2 separate regions of the Homo sapiens genome follow, and region 1 is linked to region 2. The links are chromatin loops, found by intact Hi-C in ENCODE. Cell type or tissue: natural killer cell. All regions are shown on one strand. Each heading gives the region's core, and the rest is flanking DNA. Links, peaks and the distances in the headings are about the cores only.

Region 1 (4,393 bases), core at 186-4,185, 71 kb before region 2:
CCCAGGAACAGAAGCAGTTTATCTGGCAAGTCAGTGAGCCTGCAGATGGCCAGACCATTGTTAGCAGGGCTTACTCATGCAGTTCTAGTTCCCAGGCTAAGCTTGAAAGTCATCCGACCCAGCAGCGAAGCCATTTGATCGTAGGACCAGCACTGTTCTGTCTCCTTGTTCCCCCCAGTCTCCACCTTTGCCAAGGTGTACTTGGGCGCCAGCCCCAGGGTCAGGTTGCCAGATAATGTATCCATTGCTAATGAGTTCAGAGACCTCTCTGCTCAGGGCCAAGCGACGGGACAGATCCTTCTGCTCTGAGACTGGCTGGCTGGCACAAATGAGCTGCTAGGATCTCACTGGAGAAATCTCCACTGGGCTGAATCAGCTGAGACCTAAGCCTCTCAGCCCTGTTGAGCTGCTCCTTGTTTGACAAAGGCTTTAACCCCCAAATTCTCACCCAAGCAGAGAACTTGCCTCTTCTCTGCCCACTTCAAAACCAGATGACTTACAGAATGAAGAAAGGATGGATAGACTATCATGACAGGTTCTGTGTGTGTGTGTGTGCGCGTGCATGTGTGCGCACACACATTGAGACAGTTAATCATATTATTCTAGAAAAAAAAAGTAGATCCTTAGTGCCCAGGTTCCTTAGCAGTGCTGGGATAAACAGGTGTCTGTTTGTACCGTAGGTTCAAAGAGAAAATCAATCTACTGGTCAGCTGTTGAGGTTTTTACTAAGCACCCGTTATAGAGGAAGCAAAAGGAGAAAGTGGTCCCTGAGTTCAGGGGTTGACAGCCTAGGATGTGAGGAGACAAATGCATAATTTTCTGTAATATTGTGCATACTCCTTAGGACTTCACGAGAGACGTTGTGCTGGAGGAACTGGAGAGGGCTCTGTGGAGAAGATGAGGCTTTAGCTGGTCCTGGAGGTGTCAGGGCTTGGAGAAGAGGGGAGAAGAGAAGGCATAAAGCTTCTGCAGCAAGAATGAGTTTTCCAGGCATAGGGAACTGAGGGGAGAGGGGTCTTCCATGACAGAGGGTACATAACATTTTACAGATGAGTTGAAAATCAAATTGCTCAAAAGATGGAGAGTAGGTTCTGGGGGGACTTGGAAGTTACGCAGCATTTACTGTTGGTGTGGTTGGCAAAAGTGAAAGCTGTAGATACTTAAATAAGAGTATGGCAGGTTGCAAGTAGTATTTTAGGGCAATTTGGTCTGACAGATGTATGCAAGTTGACCTGTTTGGGGGGTGGGTTTAGAGCAGAGACAGGAAATGAGGAGCCACTGCTTCTGCTTTCTGCTTCTGCTTTCCTCTCCGTGTTATTGATCCCCTACAAGGATAAATTATAGGACTGTATCCAGGAGTCATGCCTTCTGAAGTAGAGTTGTAATAATGAGACTGTGGCATCACTTCTAACTTGTGATAGGCCAAGTAAACAAGACAGTGAAGCCATTATTTAAAGTCTGTGAGAGAACCAAGATTTTGAGAGATAATATGGAGGTATTATATAGCCTAGGATAGGACATGATATTGGGTAAAGCGGCCAACCTGGTGGTTCTTAGGCAGGGCTTTGTTTATTTTAGTGATTACAGCACAAAACAAAGGGTCCTAAGAATGTTAAGTGATTCTTCATGGTTCTCCACATTTGCCCTTTCCTCTGCCCACTTCCCATCAAAACCAGATACCTTACAGAATGAAGAAAGGGACACTGAAATGACAGCCAGTGGTGTCATCTGAGCTGCCTATTAGAGTATAATAAGGCACATTTCTATGACTATGATTTAATATTTCTTCCTCTCAGCACCTCCTTGCCTCCCTCGTTTCCTTGAAATGTGAGGCACAAGTAGAAAGTGTCCGAGGGCACCTGAGGTCACAGGCAGGACCTGCAGAAAAGTGAAGGTTTAAGCACAGACGGGTTCTGCCTGCCTGGACTCCCTCTCACGTGCTGGTTGACACAGAGACAAAGGTGGCTCTACCTGGGGCCACATAATTTTCATGTTTCATTTATACTGCCTTCTACTAGAATGAGCTTGATGTAGCAACTGGAGGCCCCAGTTTTCATTCTTGCTCTGTCCCTGGACACCTGTGTAGGCATCGAGCAAATTGTCTGCCCGTCCTGGATGTCTACTCCCTCATCTGCAAAAACTTGGGGTGAGCCCCTTCCAGTGGTTCTTGGAGAACAGACATATGTGTGTACCGGGGTGGTGGGGAGAGGGAGTCCTCAGAACTGGTGCTTTTCTCTCCTCCCAAACATGGCTTCAGGAAGGGCAGGAACAACAGGGGTTTGGTTAAACCTGCAACTGTAGATTGAGCACAGTGTTCTTTTGCTTGGATACATGGTACAACAAGAAAGTCTGGATTGTGTTCATCTGCATGTGTGTGTTTGATTTGCCTTCTGGGGTTAGCTCCTGCCCACATGCTGTGCTAAGTTAATATGGTCTTTCTTCCTTACATGCTGCCTTTTTAAAAACTCAGAATCACAGAACTGATTGGTTACCACCCTGAGGAGCTGCTTGGCCGCTCAGCCTATGAATTCTACCATGCGCTAGACTCCGAGAACATGACCAAGAGTCACCAGAACTGTGAGTTCCAGGAGTGCCCCTTGTGGCTTCCTTGTGTCTGTGGTATGTGGCCTTGAGTGGGGTGTGACTGGTGAGACAGAAGACCAGGTCACTTCCTCCACAGAGCTGCTGTCTTGTGTGGCAGACAAGACTTATGCCCTCAAGATGGTTAGAAAACCAAGGCTGCCACCAGCCTATAGACTCCTTCGTGCAAATTAGAAAAAGGACACTTCCTCCAGGGAGATGCACCCGTGCCAAGGTGCACAGCTGAGGCAGTGGAGGGTGGGTTGAGTCTCAGTCCCCCATACCACCTCCACGGAGTGCCTGTGTGCAGTCAGTGGTTTGCACACCTTGTGGAACAGCACTGTAGAGAGTAAAATAATTCAACATATCATCAACTTGGGTGCATGCTATAGATTCAAGTACATACATTCACAGAAGAGGAGGGCAGGGGGAGTTGAGGAAAGGACACTTGAGTTGGACCTTGAAGGATCGGGGAGGCTTAGGCTGAACAGAGGGGAAAGTATTACGGGTCCAACTTAACACATATGTTGAGGTAGGCCACAGTTCTCAGAGAGCTTGCTTGCTGGATCAAGGGAGCTTTAGAAAAGGCTGTCCAGGCAACCCAGGGATGGCGTATGGAAACTCTGCTTTGCAGTTTGAAAGAAGCCTGAGTTATGTAAGGACTCTGGAAGAGGGCTGCCACATAGAACTTTCTGCAGTGGAAATGTTCTTGAAATGTGGCTAGAGAAACCGAGGAACTGAACTTTATACAATGTAGTTTTAATTAATTTAAATGTAAATATCCACACTTGGCTTGTAGCTACCATATTGGACAGAGAAGTTCTAGAGTGTATCCTTGGCCATGTTCCCAATTCAGGCTTCCTATAGGCAGGTGATCCAGGACCGTTCCCTTGAATCCATGCGACTCATCACTGTGCAAGGGCTCTGGGCCTATAACCCTGTACTTGGCCCACTGGGGGTGATATAAATTGGTAGAATTGATTCCTGCCCTAAGTGACCTTATTTCTGAGGAAAAAAGAGGACCGTGGGCTCCTTGGGAACAAGGGGCTCATATCTTTAACCTCAGTATCTAGCATAGCGTCTGGTACAGAACAGGCACTAAATGCACTATATAAACCGATGGGCAAGACTGTATTTGGAAAAGAATGCTTCAAAACGAGTGCCCACAGTGGTGCAGACAGTGGTGCTGAGAGGATTATGGGAGGATTAAAAACGGGTAAAGTAAGTCTGAGAAGATTCCCAGTGGCCCTGCTGGCAATGGAGAAAACGGAAGGGCAGCCATTTGTCCATGGCTCCTAAATCCACCCATCTACCCCAAGGCTAAGACAGCCAAGTTCAGTGCAGCCAGCAGAGTCACAACCCCGCAAGCTGTATGTGAACATGGTTAACCCACTCTTAAGGAGTGAGATCTTTCTTTTCTTTTATTGGTTCCTCTGCCTCTTCCTCATGGCTTTTGGGTTTGATTTGACAGTACAACAGGGCCCATTATGATATCTCAGAGAAGTTTCTCACTGTGCTCTCTGGCAAAACACACACGCGCACACACAGACACACACACACAAACAACCTAGATTCAGCCCCACTCAGGAACCCAGAGATGGGGTAGGAGTGGAGGTACTCTTTTATGCCTGTGAATGTGACCCCACCTTAGCCTGCCCAAGCTTTGAAATTGTAACATCTGGTTCCAGCCTTCCCTTTGGGATTCCTTCATGCTTCCTGGTCCCTGAGGGGTTCCTGTTTTCAAAGGCAGGTGACAGAATCATCCAGGCACTGGGACTTAGCGGCCCAGGCTCTGGCCCAGCCGACCCACTGA
Region 2 (4,393 bases), core at 248-4,247:
CCAAGGCATCAATAAGCGAAAGAAAAAAAGTCATATGATGATATCAATTGATAAAAAAAAAGCAGTTGACAAAATCCAACACCCATTTATGATAAAACTCTCAGCAAATTAGAAATAGAGGGAAACATCAACTTCATTAAGAACATCTGCAAAGAACCTGCAGCTAATATCATATTTAATAGTGAGAAACTGGATGTTTTCTCCTAAGATCAGGAATAAGGCAAGGATGTTCAATCTCATCACTGTTTTTCAACATCATACTGGAAGTCCTAGCTACTGCAATAAGATAAGGAAATAAAGGGTATACAAACAGGAAGGGAAGACATGAAACCACTTTATTCACAGATGGAATGTAAATAGATCAATATGGCACCAAGTATAGGACAGAGTGTGTGGAACTAATTATTCCTTAAGCTCATGCTCGAGTAGAGACCTGCCAGAGCCCACATTAAAAAAAATGAAAAACAAACCAACAAGTAAACAAAGCCAAACTCCCAACTTAAATAGCAACCTTGAGCTGAGTTGATGTGGATGCTGAGGCACCTGGGTAGAATGTACAGAATTGTGCTAGATGTCAGCTATCTATCTGTTGTGCTTAGGCCAATTTGATTGCACTCTCCCCACTCCTCAGCCACCCCAAACATTGATTTCTCTTCTGGGTATACGAGGGACATGACACGATAGCTGAAGTTGTGTACTAGTAAGCTGCTTTGTAATGGCAATGTATTGATTTTATCTTCTTCCTTATCTTCTGGAAGGCTCAGCCCAAGCAACTAAGATAACACTAGAAACAAAAATGGCCATAATACAATCTGACATTTCCATATTTCCTTGATGGTTTCCAAGTGAATATGCCCTTCTATAGCCTTCAAACTAAAGCAGAAAGTTTCAGAGCAATTCAATCGATGAGAATGTAGTTGAGTGACAATAATATGTAAAACCCAATAGAGAGTAAAAGGAAGTTTAGACAAGTGTAGTGTGGTGAAAGAGAAAAAGCAGAAGATTTATAGTCAGTTGAACCAACCTGAGTTTTGAGTCTTGCATCATTACCTTCAGTTGTGTGACAAGCAAGTTTCTTTATCTCTGAGCTCTCAGCTTTCTTACTTTTGCAACGAGAATGATAATACTAACCTGAATGCTGTGAGGATGAAATGAGAAAATGCACATGAACTTGGTTGGCTGCAAATGGCTAAAGAGATGTTCAGTTTGTTTATCCAATTGGTTAAGGCCAGTTGGCAAAGTCTACACATGAGAGCATTAAATATCCAAAGTAGATGAAGAGTACAGGAAGTATAAAGAGCAGAGGAAGAAGTCTGCGGGCTGGAATGAACAACAAAGGCATCCCAAAAGATGTGAGACTCCAGCCAAATCTTAAAGGATTCAGAGTAGAATTCAGAAAGAGGAGGCAGGGAAGAAAGAGAGTCACTGTCATAAAGGAGGCACTCAAAAATAGTTATGGAATGAGTGGGTGAATGAAAACATACAGAAACAAAAGAACAAATTAGAATATCTAAGAAATAGTCTACAAGCAGTATGTAGACCAGAGTCTAAAATTAAAGATAGTCCTTGATGCTGCAGAAATTTTGTTTAAATGCGTTTTCTATGAGTGCCCATATGAACACTAAGGTATTTTCTAAGGATGGGCATTTCTGTTCCAGTAATCTTAGATCACAGGTCTGTAGAAATCACACTGTGGCTGGTCTGACCCCCGTACTGTACTGTGCTATCTCTCTGACCTATCTGTGACCTGCACATTTTGGTGAATACATTTCCTGTAGCCCCAGTGGGACAAGATAGCTCTTGCACCTGCTGACATATTTAGACACGTATTATCTTAACAGCCAGTGTTCTTTCTTGATAACCACCATATCACCTAGATTGTTAAAGTCAGCTTCCTTCACAAACCACAGTGTAAAAGATTCTCATGGGGAAAAAAAAAAGGTGCCAAGGTATCTTATGACTTTGGTGCTTGTATTTTCAAAAGAAAGCTTTCAGGTAAGAATAGTAAAAGGGACTTAGGAGTAGGGGTCTCAGGGGAAATGCAGAGGGAGAGACTGAGAGCAGGCAGAAGAGGGGAGCAGCAGAAATTGATGGAAACAACCATACAGATTTGGACTCTGACTTAGGACCTGTCATTAAATCTTTCTGTGATCTTGGGCAGGTTGTGACATCAGAAAGTTGATAGACGTGATCGCTAAGAATCTTGCCGAATATTCTAGGACTACAAGTAAAAGAGACCCTATTTTCTGTGCTGGGAAAAGGCAAGTCAAGCCCAACTCTTCTTTTCTGGAGCTCTATTATCCTCCTTCCACCCCACCCCAATAACCCAGAGAAGTAACTGGCCCCATCATTCAGAAGGCAATGGATAAAGTTGGGTTGAATCAGTAGGTCTATTTTTTTTTCCAGTTATTTTCACTCTCCCAAGCTTAAGTGGAATTTCTCATCAAGTTCTAACCCCAGAAACATCATTATGAGTAGCACACTTTAAGCCAGACATTGACAAACCAGACTTTGTCCAGAGAAGACTAGCCAGAATGGCAAGGGTTTGAGAATTTTGTCTAATGAAAAATAAGTTAGAAAATAAGATGTTCAGGCTGGACAGGAACAGGCTTGGGAGAAGCCCAGCCTCAGCCATAAGCAGCTGAAGGATGGATAGAGAAAAATCAGTATGTTTGGTGTTACTCCACAGGCAGAAGGAGAGCCACCAGAGGAAGCTCCAGAACGGCAGATAACATTGCCACTAGAAAAACTTGCCCGCAATTAGAGCAACCAATGTAGCTCCTGGGGGCAGTGACCTCCCTGTCTCAGGAAAGGTTCTAGCTCAACAGGCTCTATGCCCATCTGCCAAGAGACCTCAGAAAGTATACAGTCAGCAGGATAAGGGGTCGAAGTATCCTTTCCAAGGCTAAGATTCTAGGATTCCACCTCAGAGTGGACTGTGAAGCTTGGCAAATGTTGGTCACTTTACTTTCTAGCTGTTTTGTTTGTTGCAACTTGCCTAAGTTGTTGTAAACCGAATCCCGTGATGTATGACTGTATGTTACTGCTTTTCCATGGGTCTTCAAGGGAGCAGGGACACCAAAACCTTTGGTTTAAAGTCCCCCTGGTTTCTGTCTTCTCTCCCAAGCAGAAGTCCCACCAGTGTGATCAGGAATAAAACACTTCAGGTGCAACGTGATCATTATTCAAAGGTTCTGTGAAGCCAATTACCCCCTTTGCAAAGTGAAAAGTGCAACTTTGGATTTTTCTGATCAGAGTAATATAGAGAGGAGCCCACCCTTTTCTTACTATACAGAGAAGAGTAAAACACAGTCACCTTTACACAGCATCTGAGTGGACCTAACACAGGGCAGTGAAAGTGATGCAGAACAAACTTCAAAGCCTCCAGGAGCACACGTGACCTCAGGTGAGACATCCAGGAGGTGGGGAACAACTGACAGTGGCCCCTGTTTTGATGGTTTCAAGTTTCTCTGCCCACTTTCTGAGTCCCTTAAATCCTGGCTTTCCTTCCTTAAATTGTTCCCTAATTTGCACCCAAAACATTTCTCTTCAAGAAATCATTAAATTTAACATGAAAATACTGTTTCTAATAGGAAATGAACAGAAACAACCTAGCTCTCCAAAGAGGAGTATTTCATTCAACTCCGAACTGCTCACACATTATGCAACTGTGAACAAGGCTCATTTAAAAATCCATGAAGCTTCTAATGTTTTCACCACAAAATATATTAAGTATTGAGGTGCTGGATATGTTGACTAGTTTGATTTAATTATTCCACATTATATGCATAAATAGTAACATCACCTTGTTCCCCATAAAATTATACAATTATAAATTGTCAATTTGCAATTAAAACAATAAAATCCAGCCAGACGTTGTGGCTCACATTTCTAATCCTAGCATTTTGGGAGGCCGAGGTGGGAGGATTGCTTGAGCCCAGACATTTGAGACCAGCCTGGCAACACAGCGAGACTCCATCTCTACAAAAAAAAAAAAAAAATTAGCCAGGCCTGGTGGCATGCACCTGTAGTCCTAGCTACTCGAGAGGCTGAGGTAGGAGAAGCACATGAGCTTAGGAGGTCAAGGCTACAGTGAGCTGAGATTGCGCCACTACACTCCAGCCTGGGTGACAGAGCAAGACTCTGTCTCAAATAAATAAGTAGATAATCAATCAATCCATGAAGCCACTATATAAAAATGCCAAGGTGAAAATGGAAAGGCAACTATGCATATTGTAGGGTCATGACCCCATGAGATATGCGTGCATGTGTACAAATACATAAAAGGAAAAAATTTTAAAGACCAATAGTTAAAACCATATTAGGGGAAACTTATTTGAAGGTCACCCTCTTCCCTTTCTCCCCATAGACATCTATTCTAAATTTCCATTAA

Evidence for each region. A loop is a pair of places that touch in the nucleus more often than their neighbours do. Peaks named below come from ENCODE experiments on the same cell type or tissue, not always from the same donor. Only the 100,000 strongest peaks of a DNase experiment are listed, where the experiment ranks them.
Region 1: it touches region 2 in a loop (8-fold over the local background); 1 of 110 quality-filtered maps calls a loop at or near these places.

Annotation. Positions count from the first base shown.
Region 1 is chr2:46,367,357-46,371,749 of GRCh38, forward strand. It overlaps EPAS1 (endothelial PAS domain protein 1), which reads left to right. Exons shown (of 16, transcript NM_001430.5): 7 at 2,471-2,577. Among named protein-coding and RNA genes, the nearest start is that of LINC01820, 25 kb to the right of the region's middle. In natural killer cell, for the core only: no CTCF peak of the experiment used is centred there; a DNase peak (open chromatin) is centred at 2,625.
Region 2 is chr2:46,437,966-46,442,358 of GRCh38, forward strand. LINC02583 (long intergenic non-protein coding RNA 2583) reads left to right here. Exons shown (of 4, transcript NR_103805.1): 2 at 2,162-2,261; 3 at 3,131-3,406; 4 at 3,594-3,868. Among named protein-coding and RNA genes, the nearest start is that of LINC02583, 11 kb to the left of the region's middle. In natural killer cell, for the core only: no CTCF peak of the experiment used is centred there; a DNase peak (open chromatin) is centred at 1,776; H3K27ac peaks cover 782 bases.